Regions from separate parts of the Homo sapiens genome. Here region 1 is linked to region 2. A link is a contact called in ENCODE Hi-C or POLR2A ChIA-PET data. All regions are on one chromosome and are shown on one strand. The core of a region is the stretch at or near the end of the contact, and the rest is flanking DNA. Distances in the headings are between cores, read along the strand shown.

What was found. Hi-C counts contacts between places; a loop is a spot of excess contacts on that map. ChIA-PET counts read pairs that join two places held with the same protein, here RNA polymerase II (POLR2A). Pooled maps may share reads with other maps.
Region 1: a map of naive thymus-derived CD4-positive, alpha-beta T cell shows a loop between it and region 2 (2.3-fold over the local background). The contact joins the promoter of DDX41 here to the enhancer-like site in region 2. A Hi-C loop is called at or near these places in 34 of 168 maps with a recorded cell type or tissue (B cell, CD4-positive, alpha-beta T cell, CD8-positive, alpha-beta T cell and 20 more), 25 of 37 single-sample maps with no recorded cell type and 34 of 50 pooled maps. POLR2A ChIA-PET finds 5 or more read pairs at or near these places in 21 of 52 experiments (B cell, CD4-positive, alpha-beta T cell, CD4-positive, alpha-beta memory T cell and 16 more).

The regions. Positions count from the first base shown.
Region 1 is chr5:177,515,399-177,520,611 of GRCh38, reverse strand. It overlaps DDX41 (DEAD-box helicase 41), which reads left to right and starts at 3,651. Exons shown (of 17, transcript NM_016222.4): 1 at 3,651-3,693; 2 at 3,777-3,887; 3 at 4,165-4,324; 4 at 4,419-4,493; 5 at 4,623-4,683; 6 at 4,791-4,927. The coding sequence starts at 3,667. It overlaps FAM193B (family with sequence similarity 193 member B), which reads left to right. Exons shown (of 9, transcript NM_001190946.3): 9 at 431-823. RefSeq lists enhancers at 3,287-3,556, 3,585-4,409.
Region 2 is chr5:177,453,297-177,458,501 of GRCh38, reverse strand. PRR7 (proline rich 7, synaptic) reads right to left here. Exons shown (of 4, transcript NM_030567.5): 2 at 4,462-4,546; 3 at 3,008-3,673; 4 at 2,216-2,778. The coding sequence starts at 3,434. The coding sequence ends at 2,381. It overlaps DBN1 (drebrin 1), which reads left to right. Exons shown (of 15, transcript NM_001363541.2): 13 at 1-444; 14 at 745-847; 15 at 999-1,892. The coding sequence ends at 1,069. Among named protein-coding and RNA genes, the nearest start is that of PRR7-AS1, 8.0 kb to the right of the region's middle. RefSeq lists enhancers at 635-1,335, 2,900-3,194, 3,442-4,142 and silencers at 1,888-2,087, 2,458-2,597, 2,688-3,237, 3,747-3,978, 3,428-4,037 and 1 more. Within about 2 kb of position 2,686, at least 39 of the 41 ENCODE cell types and tissues checked have a DNase peak (open chromatin) inside an H3K27ac peak, as active enhancers do; they include B cell, CD4-positive, alpha-beta T cell, CD8-positive, alpha-beta T cell and 12 more, where a contact is called at or near this core.

The sequences.
Region 1 (5,213 bases), core at 2,402-4,901, 61 kb before region 2:
ACCCTTTTTCACCTGGTCTGGCCTCTTTTCCAAGATAGAAGATGCCCCTCTCCCCACCCCCTAGTAAGCGCTCTCCTTTGAGCCTCTTCACCCTCCCCCGGGCTGTGCACCTACAGTCAGAGGCAGGAGCACAGCTGCACAGCTGGCCTCCCAGCCCCTGCTGATGGACAGCAAGTGCCAAAGGCTGGATCTACTCAAGGATTGTCCCCCACCTTGTCAGGATCCTGGGACTGGGGCTCTGTCTCCCAACCCGTTAACCTGCATCCTCTGCTACAGGTGATCCAGGGAATCTTCAACATTTTCAGCCCAGGGAACAAAAATAGCAGCCAGCTGTTTCTGCTACCAGAGACCCATGGGTACCCAAGTGGCATGGGGAGGCTGGAGCATGGCTCATTGCTTACTGTGATTCTGCTCTTTTTTTCTTTCTCAGGCCCTGCCCAGGCTGAGCTGCTTCAGGGCGTCCTGAGGCCCTGACTGCCAGCTGAAGGCGTATAATTTTTCCCTCCGTGTGCCCCACCTACCCGTCCAAGACCCTCTGTGCTCCCCACCATCCTGGACCAACCAAAAGCTGAACGGATGCCACACTGTGCTGGGGCCCCTTGACCTCAGCAGAGCCGCTTCCTGGTGCTACGCAGCCTCCACACTCAGAGCCCGTGGACTGGGCTGGCCTAAGGGCCAGGGCTGATGGTACTGCTGGCCCAACACTGCTCTCTTTGTGTTTGGTTTTTTTGTTTTTGTTTTTATTTTGTTTTTTTCCAATTCTTTACTTTTGATACTGTGAAGATCTTTCGTGCCGAAAGATAAAGCAACATTTGGACACAGAGTTGGCATGTTGGTGATTTGTGGGTCTGGGCGGGGAGGGAGTTGAGGGTGTGCTCAGAAGCATGGGCTCTCCCTTAGTCACTAACCCTAGCATGCACCATGCATCAGCAGTTTGGTGCTATTGTCCCATTTTACAGGTGAGGAAACTAAAGCCGATAGGAAAGTGACTCAGCTCAACTTAGTCTGGCTGATTAGCATTGAGCGCAGACTGGTATGATTATGGCATCTGTGCCCTTTTCTCCTTTTGGGAGGTCTCTGGTATGTGAGCCTGGGGCAGCCCCTTCCCCACTCTTTCCTGTTTCCCTCTTTGCAAGATGGGTGAGTTGGAGGGGTTGAAGATGGTCTCTGTGCATCTGGATGTGAGAAGAGGTCTAGGAAAGACCCTGAGGCCTTCATGGATCTGTAGCCTGGGCCATCGAGGCCCCTCACACTGACTTCACAGTCAGGGGAAGTTGGGGGTAAATTGAGTTTTTTATAAATTAGATCTGATTTTCCAGTGGGGGTGGGACATGTAGCTGAGGGCTTGAGAGTTAAGAGGATAATGAACTCTTCTGTAAAGTCAAGCAAACTACCTCATCCCCCGAAATGGATCTGGTTTGTAAATTTGGATTTTAATACAATGAGTTTTCCCAAAATGCCCCTGACACACTTGTGTCCAAACTCCATGCCCCAAATTTAGTTTTCGCTCCTAAAACCAACTCGAGGTTATGTGGGGAGCTAACAGGGTCACTAAGAGCCATGTATTTGGGTGTTGTGAGCAGGACCAGAAACCATGTCCTCCATCCCTCCCAGGTTGAGACCCACCATGGGACTGGCAGTAAGCACCAGCTTATTTTTTTTATAGAGATGGGGTCTTGCTATGTTGTCCAAGCTGGTCTTGAACTCCTGGCTTCAAGCGATCCTCCTGCCTTGGCCTCCCAGAGAGCTGGGATTACAGGAATGAGCCACTGTGCCCAGCCTAAGCTTTCTTTACTAAAGAAGACTTCATGAATTCCTGTGTATCCTTCACATCCCAGCTAAGAGGCCATTGTACTGTGAAAACTATGACACTTCGAAAAGCGGTACCTTGTCTTAGGATCTTTCTCTTTAAGACCAGTTATCTGTCTATATTTCTAGTCTCAATCTACATAAGCTCCTCGCACACCAGGTATGTGTCTTGATTATCATCTGCTTGAGCGCAGTGCCAGCGCCCAGCACACACTCTTGAAGGCAAGAAAGCACAGAGCTGACCAAGTCATTCCTTAGAAGTCTCTAATAAAGTTGAAACCACTTACTCTGACAGTCACAGCAGGCATGCTCTGGTCGCAATCTCCTTTTCTGGCCTTAGGTCTGGCTTCCCCATCCCACCCTTGCCGCAATGCTGTTGCCTAGTGAATCTGTGTACTTGCACATCGCCAGACCTGTATTCCTGCAGCGCCCTGGCCCAGGACGCCTCTCCTCTCCCGGCCTGAGATTGCCATGTATTTGGGTGTTGTGAGCAGGACCAGAAACCATGTCCTCCTCCATCCCTCCCAGGTTGAGACCCACCATGGGACTGGCAGTAAGCACCAGCTTATTTTTTTTATAGAGATGGGGTCTTGCTATGTTGTCCAAGCTGGTCTTGAACTCCTGGCTTCAAGCGATCCTCCTGCCTTGGCCTCCCAGAGAGCTGGGATTACAGGAATGAGCCACTGTGCCCAGCCTAAGCTTTCTTTACTAAAGAAGACTTCATGAATTCCTGTGTATCCTTCACATCCCAGCTAAGAGGCCATTGTACTGTGAAAACTATGACACTTCGAAAAGCGGTACCTTGTCTTAGGATCTTTCTCTTTAAGACCAGTTATCTGTCTATATTTCTAGTCTCAATCTACATAAGCTCCTCGCACACCAGGTATGTGTCTTGATTATCATCTGCTTGAGCGCAGTGCCAGCGCCCAGCACACACTCTTGAAGGCAAGAAAGCACAGAGCTGACCAAGTCATTCCTTAGAAGTCTCTAATAAAGTTGAAACCACTTACTCTGACAGTCACAGCAGGCATGCTCTGGTCGCAATCTCCTTTTCTGGCCTTAGGTCTGGCTTCCCCATCCCACCCTTGCCGCAATGCTGTTGCCTGGTGAATCTGTGTACTTGCACATCGCCAGACCTGTATTCCTGCAGCGCCCTGGCCCAGGACGCCTCTCCTCTCCCGGCCTGAGATTGCCACGCTTCCCTGGAAGCGCCCCCCAGGCAGCTCTGTTAGAGCATTTACAGTAATAACCGTTTACATTTATACAGGGCCTCCCACTTCAAAACCACTGCCATCCGTATCTGATGCGTGCCCCACCAGTGAACGTATGTGTCACACAGGCGCAGTCAGGGAGGCAGGGTGTGTCGAGCGGTTTATCCCGCAACCCCGGCGTCCCCGGCAGGGATGAAAGCGCAGGGCCCACGCGAACTCGGCCCGCAGCTCCCGGCCCTAGAGGACGCACTGTCCGCCGGCAGGGGCGTGCCCAAGACGCCATGCTCTGGGAGAGGTTGGGCACCTGGCAGGCCGCCCCGACTCCGGATCAGCTGTCTCCGCTGCGTACGTCTTCCTCTTCCAATGGGCTTGGATTGAGCCTTCTAGCGCATATTCCAAGTCCTCCAATGTCCCACAATGCCTTGCAGCCGGTTTCGCCCTCGGTCCTGGCAACTGTCGCGTAACCACCCATGAAAGCGTCCATGCCTCGCCGTGCGATAGTATCTCCGGAACAAATTTGTCCCTCTGCGCGATCCGGAACTCCGAGGTCGTTCCTACGCGCCGTCGTTCGCCTCTTCACATCGGATTGGGTCTCACGCAAGGATGAGGCGGGGTTTCGCCGTGGCGCGCATGCGTGCAGCAAAGAATGGAGGAGTCGGAACCCGAACGGAAGGTAGGAGAGAGGCGAGACCCCGCGCGTGTGGGAGCGGGCGTGAAGAGGGGAGCAGGCCGTGCCTGACTGGCGTGTGCTTGCAGCGGGCTCGCACCGACGAGGTGCCTGCCGGAGGAAGCCGCTCCGAGGCGGAAGATGAGGACGACGAGGACTACGTGCCCTATGTGCCGTTACGGCAGCGCCGGCAGCTACTGGTGAGGGGCACGCGTCCGGGGAGGGATGGGGCCGTGACCGCGGGGTCGCAGGGGGCGGGCGTGGCCTCGGCCTCCGTGGGGAGGAGGGCAGTCTGAGGAGTGAGCTTCAGTACACCAGGGCGCGGCCCCCAGACAAACGAGGGACCGACGGCTTGATCTGAGGGGTAGGGCAGCTTTGCGCCTCGGGCACAGGATCCTCGCCCCAAAGCCAGGATCCTGACGCTGACCTTGTGGACTCCATGCCCATCCTATCTGTGGATCCCGGGTGGAACCTCAGCTCCAGAAGCTGCTGCAGCGAAGACGCAAGGGAGCTGCGGAGGAAGAGCAGCAGGACAGCGGTAGTGAACCCCGGGGAGATGAGGACGACATCCCGCTAGGCCCTCAGTCCAACGTCAGCCTCCTGGATCAGCACCAGCACCTTAAAGAGAAGGCTGAAGGTGGGCTGGGCAGCACTGCCTGGGCGAGAAAGAAGAAGCTGAGCCTGGTACACCGTTTTGGTATCTGTCTGACATCTTCCACTTCTTTTCTCAGCGCGCAAAGAGTCTGCCAAGGAGAAGCAGCTGAAGGAAGAAGAGAAGATCCTGGAGAGTGTTGCCGAGGGCCGAGGTATGGTTGTAGCCAGGATAGTGAGAAGGTGGACTGAGTCTTCTCCTCCCAGCCCCAGGCATGTTATATCTCAAGGGATCTGGCTTCTCAGAAGCAGGAGCCAGCCCTGAGCCATGTCTCTCTCTTCAGCATTGATGTCAGTGAAGGAGATGGCTAAGGGCATTACGTATGATGACCCCATCAAAACCAGGTATGTCTGTACAGTCTGCAGTTGCCCTTGCTTAGGATGGTACATGCAGGGATGCTCCCAGGCCAGCTATTCCCAGGGCTCTCTTGATCCCTGTTACCCATCCACAGCTGGACTCCACCCCGTTATGTTCTGAGCATGTCTGAAGAGCGACATGAGCGCGTGCGGAAGAAATACCACATCCTGGTGGAGGGAGACGGTATCCCACCACCCATCAAGAGCTTCAAGGAAATGAAGTTTCCTGCAGGTAGTCAGGGGCTGGAGAGAGATACCACACTTTTATAATCAAATGCCTGTGAGGTTATGTCCTGGCTCCCACTGAGCTCAGCCACATCTGCATTGGATCCAGTCACTGGGGCTGGAGGGATTTGAGGAGGAGTTTCTTTAGGTTCCTTGTTGCCTCAGCTGTACGTGTTCATTGTTCTCTGCTGTTACAAAGCTTCAGGAGGAAAGTGCCATTGGGCATAGACACTGGGTACAAATCCTGGCTGCACCTAGCCTGTGGGCCTTGGACAAGTCTCTTTTTTTCTTTT
Region 2 (5,205 bases), core at 1,437-3,936:
GAGATCCACGATGCAGCTGACACCATTGAAACTGACACTGCCACTGCTGACACCACTGTTGCCAACAACGTACCCCCCGCCGCCACCAGCCTCATTGACCTATGGCCTGGCAACGGGGAAGGGGCCTCCACACTCCAGGGTGAGCCCAGGGCCCCCACGCCACCCTCGGGTACTGAGGTCACCCTGGCAGAGGTGCCCCTGCTGGATGAGGTGGCTCCGGAGCCACTGCTGCCAGCAGGCGAAGGCTGTGCCACCCTTCTCAACTTTGATGAGCTGCCTGAGCCGCCAGCCACCTTCTGTGACCCAGAGGAAGTGGAAGGGGAGTCCCTGGCTGCCCCCCAGACCCCAACTCTGCCCTCAGCCCTTGAGGAGCTGGAGCAAGAGCAGGAGCCGGAGCCCCACCTGCTAACCAATGGCGAGACCACCCAGAAGGAGGGGACCCAGGTGCGGCAGGGACTGCCTGGTGGGAGGGATGGGAGGGAGTGGGGGCTGAGCAGGGTGCTGGCCCTGCATTCCTCATGCTTGCACCAGTACCCCCTTCTCTGTGACCCACATTATTTGAGGGGAAGTCCATCCCACCCTCCCTCCCTGGGCCGGCTCTGCTTTTGTTCCCAAGGCAGGCATCCTTGTTTCCCTGGCAACCACTGATGGAATCATTGGTTGCTGGGGAAACGGGCTCAGGCCTGATAGGTCAGCCCCAGTCCTGCTGGGTGGGGCCAAGTGACCTGATGCTTTCCCCTGCAGGCCAGTGAGGGGTACTTCAGTCAATCACAGGAGGAGGAGTTTGCCCAATCGGAAGAGCTCTGTGCCAAGGCTCCGCCTCCTGTGTTCTACAACAAGCCTCCAGGTAGTACTGGGCTGGATGATGGGGAGGAATTTGGGTGCGGGGGCTGGATTTGAGTGTGGGTAGCCACCCCACCACTACCCACCGCTCACAGAGGCTGGGGACACAAGCGGTCTGCTAGGTCCCTAACTCCTCTCCCTTTCTAACGCCACAGAGATCGACATCACATGCTGGGATGCAGACCCAGTTCCAGAAGAGGAGGAGGGCTTCGAGGGTGGTGATTAGCGGTGGCGCCAGCCCTAGGCTACCCTTGCCAAGGCCGCCCACCTGCATCAGCCTCTGGCCAGACGGCCCGCCGTGCCTGCATTCGCAGCAGCTCCGCCTGGCACCCACTCCGGATTCCGGCCCTGGCTGGGGACTTGGCCGCTTCCCTACCCACAGGGCCTGACTTTTACAGCTTTTCTCTTTTTTTAAAAAGTTGATAGGAGACTTGTACAGTTGACTGGCTTTCCTCTCGTTGGTAGTTGAGACGCTGTTGCAAATTCCACCCCTCCTTCCCTGGTCCAGATTGTAGCTCTTAGTCCTCCCTGCTCAGCTGGCCGGGTTGGAGGCCTCACCCTGCTTGGGGCCTGGCGTGGGGGGAGCTCTGGTGGGAAAATGTCCCCCACCTCTTTTCCTAGTTTTATGTTTCTTGGGAAAATATCACTTTGTATTCTCTGTCCAGGGCTTCAGATATTTTGCACGAATTTTAAAACATGGCAATAAATGGCTCGTGGGCTCTGGCTCCCTGGGACCCCCTCCCCGCCCTTCTTTTGACCCCTTCCTGTCTGGCCCAAAGGAAGTAGCAGGCCCAGCTGGGGCCCCTCGGCTACCCCCCGTCTCCTGCCGGGCAGGTCCCAGGTTGGAGGCCCTAGGCGCGGTTCAGGTCAGGGCTATGGATGGGGCCCAGGGGCTTTGGTGGCCCCTCCCCAACTCCTTCCTCTTTGCTTGGGTTCCTTTTTCACGTTTAGTAACTGTTTTTTTTTTTTTTTTTTTTTTTTTTTTGGAAAGCACAAACTTCTGTAACGGGTCGTGCTCATGTCTGTTAATAAAGAAATCCAGATCCCTTCGGGCTGCCGCCTGCCCTGACCCAGGTTCCCAACTCCTCCCACCTCCGAGGCCGCAGCACCTCCTTGCCACCAGGGGGCGTCCTCACCCTAATTCCAAGGCCCGCCAGGCGGGGGCGGGGTGGGGGGGCGGTGCTAGGGGCTAAGGCTCCCAGGGGAAGCCGCTTGGCACCTACAACCACCGGAGAAGGGTTGGTCTTAGACTTAGTGCTGTACCCTTAGGTTCTGTTGTGGCGGAAACGCACGTTGAGGGTCCTTCCCGCCAAGGCCCCGGCTTGTCTGGTCACACAGAACCCTGGGCGAAAGCAGCCGGTGCACCCTCCGCTTGTACCAAACCAGATCACACACCTTTATTATCCTCAAAATGTAACAAACGGGATAAGAAATCCCTCCCTCCCCCCGCCCCTCCCCGCAGTCCAGGGAAGCATTTAAAAAGCCCCGCAGTCAGGCCAGGAGTCCGCCGGTGGGGCCCGGGGCGCCGGGCGCCCCTCTATACGGCTGTAGTCCTCCCGAACAAGGGGATGGAGACCGGCAGACGCCAAGCTCCGTGCTCCAGGGGCTCGCGGCTGCTGAGCTCTGAGTCGGTCCAGCTGGGGAAGACCCGGCGGCCACGGTCGGCCTGCAGGCAGAGGGCTGGGCAGGGCGGCGCGGGCCGAGGGGCGCTGGGCAGGTGCAGCGCCGAGGTGTAGCCCCGGTCCAGGAAGAGCGGCTTGTAGCTGGGAGGCGGCTGCTCCTGCTTCTCCGCGCTGTCGCGGCGACTCAGGAAGGGCGTGACGATCTTGCGGTAGAGGCCGCGCGTGTCCGTGAGCACCTCGCTATAGGGCGGCGGCGGCTCTGCCATCAGCACCGCCTCTTCGTAACACGGTGGTTTGGACATGTCCGATTCCGCTGCGGAGTGGGAGGCGGTCGGAGGAGGTGAGGCCGCCGGTTCCCAGCCTCTCGCAGAGGCCCCGGCCAGGGGCCGCCCGCGCCCCAGCCCTAGCCCGAACCCGAGCCCGCCGCCGCCCGTGTTCTCCCGGAGGCTGCGGATGGAAGCCCTGAGGGTAAGCAGCGAGCCCTCCAACGCCCGCCCACTTCCGGCGGCCCGGATCGCCCCCTGGCGGAGGTCGGTACTCACCTTGGCGCGGGTAGCTCCAGGGCCGTGGCGGCACCGACAGGTGCGTAGGCGGCGGGTGCGGGAGCGCGTGGTGGTGCGGGTGTGGGTGCGCGTGCGCGTGCGGCTGCGCGGGCCCGTGGTGCAGCAGCGGGTGCACGTGCACGTGCGGATGCGAGTGCGCGTGAGCCGGCGCCTCCAGGCGGCTACGGTGTGGTGGTGGCTGCGGCGGCGCCAGGCCCGGGGGGCTCCCGGCCAGACTGCCCTCGAGTTCGAGGGGCTCCAGCTCTAGGGCGCGCAGGTTCTGCTCGCGCAGTCGCTCCTCCTGGCGCCGTTTGAGGCGGCGGCGCAGGAAGCTGCAGAAGCAGCAGAGCAGGACGATGAGACCCCAGATGAGCCAGAAGCCGGCGAAGCACGTGAGGAACGTGTAGGTGCCCTGGGACATCACCATGGCGGCGGCACGGGCGGCGGGTCCTCAGACGCTTCACTGGACACTGGGCTCCGCTGCGTGGCCCCGGGCCCGCGCCACACTCTCAGGTGCCGCCAGCGTCACTCGGGGACCCGCGGCCGGGGGCTGCCCGTGGCAGGTCTCAAGTCGTGCGCGCGCCGGCGGGGGACAGCAGCGGCGCCCGCTCCTTCCCATGGCGCCGGCGGGCGCGCGGGCGTGCCTCACCCGGGGCCGCGCGGGACCTGTAGGGCAGACACGGGGCGCAGTGAAGGCGCGCCGCGGCCCCCAACGACTTCCCGGCCCCCGCCCGCGCCCTGCGCAGTCCGGGGAAAGCCTCCTCCGTGGGAACCTCGCGCTCCCCGGGGGCCCGGTGACGTCACCGAGGAGGGTGACGTCACGCCTCGAGGTTTCCCCGGTAGGGTTTCCCCGATCTGAGCCCCGGCCGCCGCCGCGGAGCCCGGGCGCCGAGGGGAGCCGAGGCGGGCCAGCAGGGGGCGCGCGAAGGACGGACTCCAGCTCTGAGTCCGAACGAGAGATTCGCCATCCGCAGTCCCGGGGCCAAAGGGTTTCAGGAGCCTGTGCGCACCAGGTCCCTGAAGAGGCGTCTCGGCGCCGTTGCTGTGCGGCGGGGAAAGGGTGGTACATCTCCTAGAGCCCCACAGACAGCCACCCGACGCCCTGTACAGACGCCTGGCAGCCCCTGGCTGCCCAAAGCCCGGAACAACTGGCTCCGCACCGCGCCCTCCGGGTCTCCCGCCGCTCCCGTAGGGGGGCTCAGGCGGGTGGCTCCGACTGGTAATGCGTGCCACCGGCCCTGCCTTTGTCTGAGCCTAGCGCGCCGCGCCGGGCGTGGGCCACACTCTCTTCCTTTCCTCCAGGCGCCCTGCCTGCTCCAACTCCGCTTCCCCGCCTCCTGCCCTTGCACAGCCCCACTTGGCTCTGCCTCTGTCTTCAGGCCGCCGTCTCCCTTTCCCTCTCGCGGAGGGGAGGAAAACTAGATGAGGGTTGGAAGCTAGTCTTTCGTACCCACCTGGTCCTGCACTCACTCCAGATGGGCATCTCTAGTTCCGCTTCCTCCTCTCCACAGCTGCGGGTGAGAGGGGGAACCTTGCACCCTAAGAGGGAGGTAGGAGGGAGCCCTGACTCTGAGAGTGAAGGGTGGCAGGTGACTGCTCACCGCCCCCACAGAACAGAACTGAGCCTTTCCTGAATGCCTTATACACACAGGTTTGAACGAAAGCCTTTGGGGTAACTGGAATGATTCCTATTTTACAGACGAGGAGTTGGGGGAACAACTGGCTGTGTAGATGGCAGGTGGTAGCACCATAATTTGAACCCAGGCCTGGCCACAAAACTCTAGCCTGAGTGGGGTGGGGGGTAGCGCTGCCTGGGCTACTTTGTGGGCCTCTTCCAGGAGCCCCACGGACCCTACCCTCCGCGTGCCCGAGGCACACACACACTGCTTCGAGAGCCACAGGGAGCCTGAGCCCCAGGCTGGGGGGAAGCCAGGCCATGGCCACCCCACACTTCTCCCCAGATGGCTCCTGTCTGACTCCATGGCTGCCTTCAGCCACGTGCCACTTGGTGCCCTTGCCAGTCCCCTTCTCCTGGGCCTGCGTTCCAGAACAGACAATGGCAGGAACCATAGCTCTGCCCGCCCCCTCGACAACCCTGCCATGAGGCTGCCATGGTGACGCAGCCCAGATAAAAACACGATGCTGCCAGTCACTGGGAGTTAATTACATCTGTTATTCTTTTCCTGAGCCATCAGGAA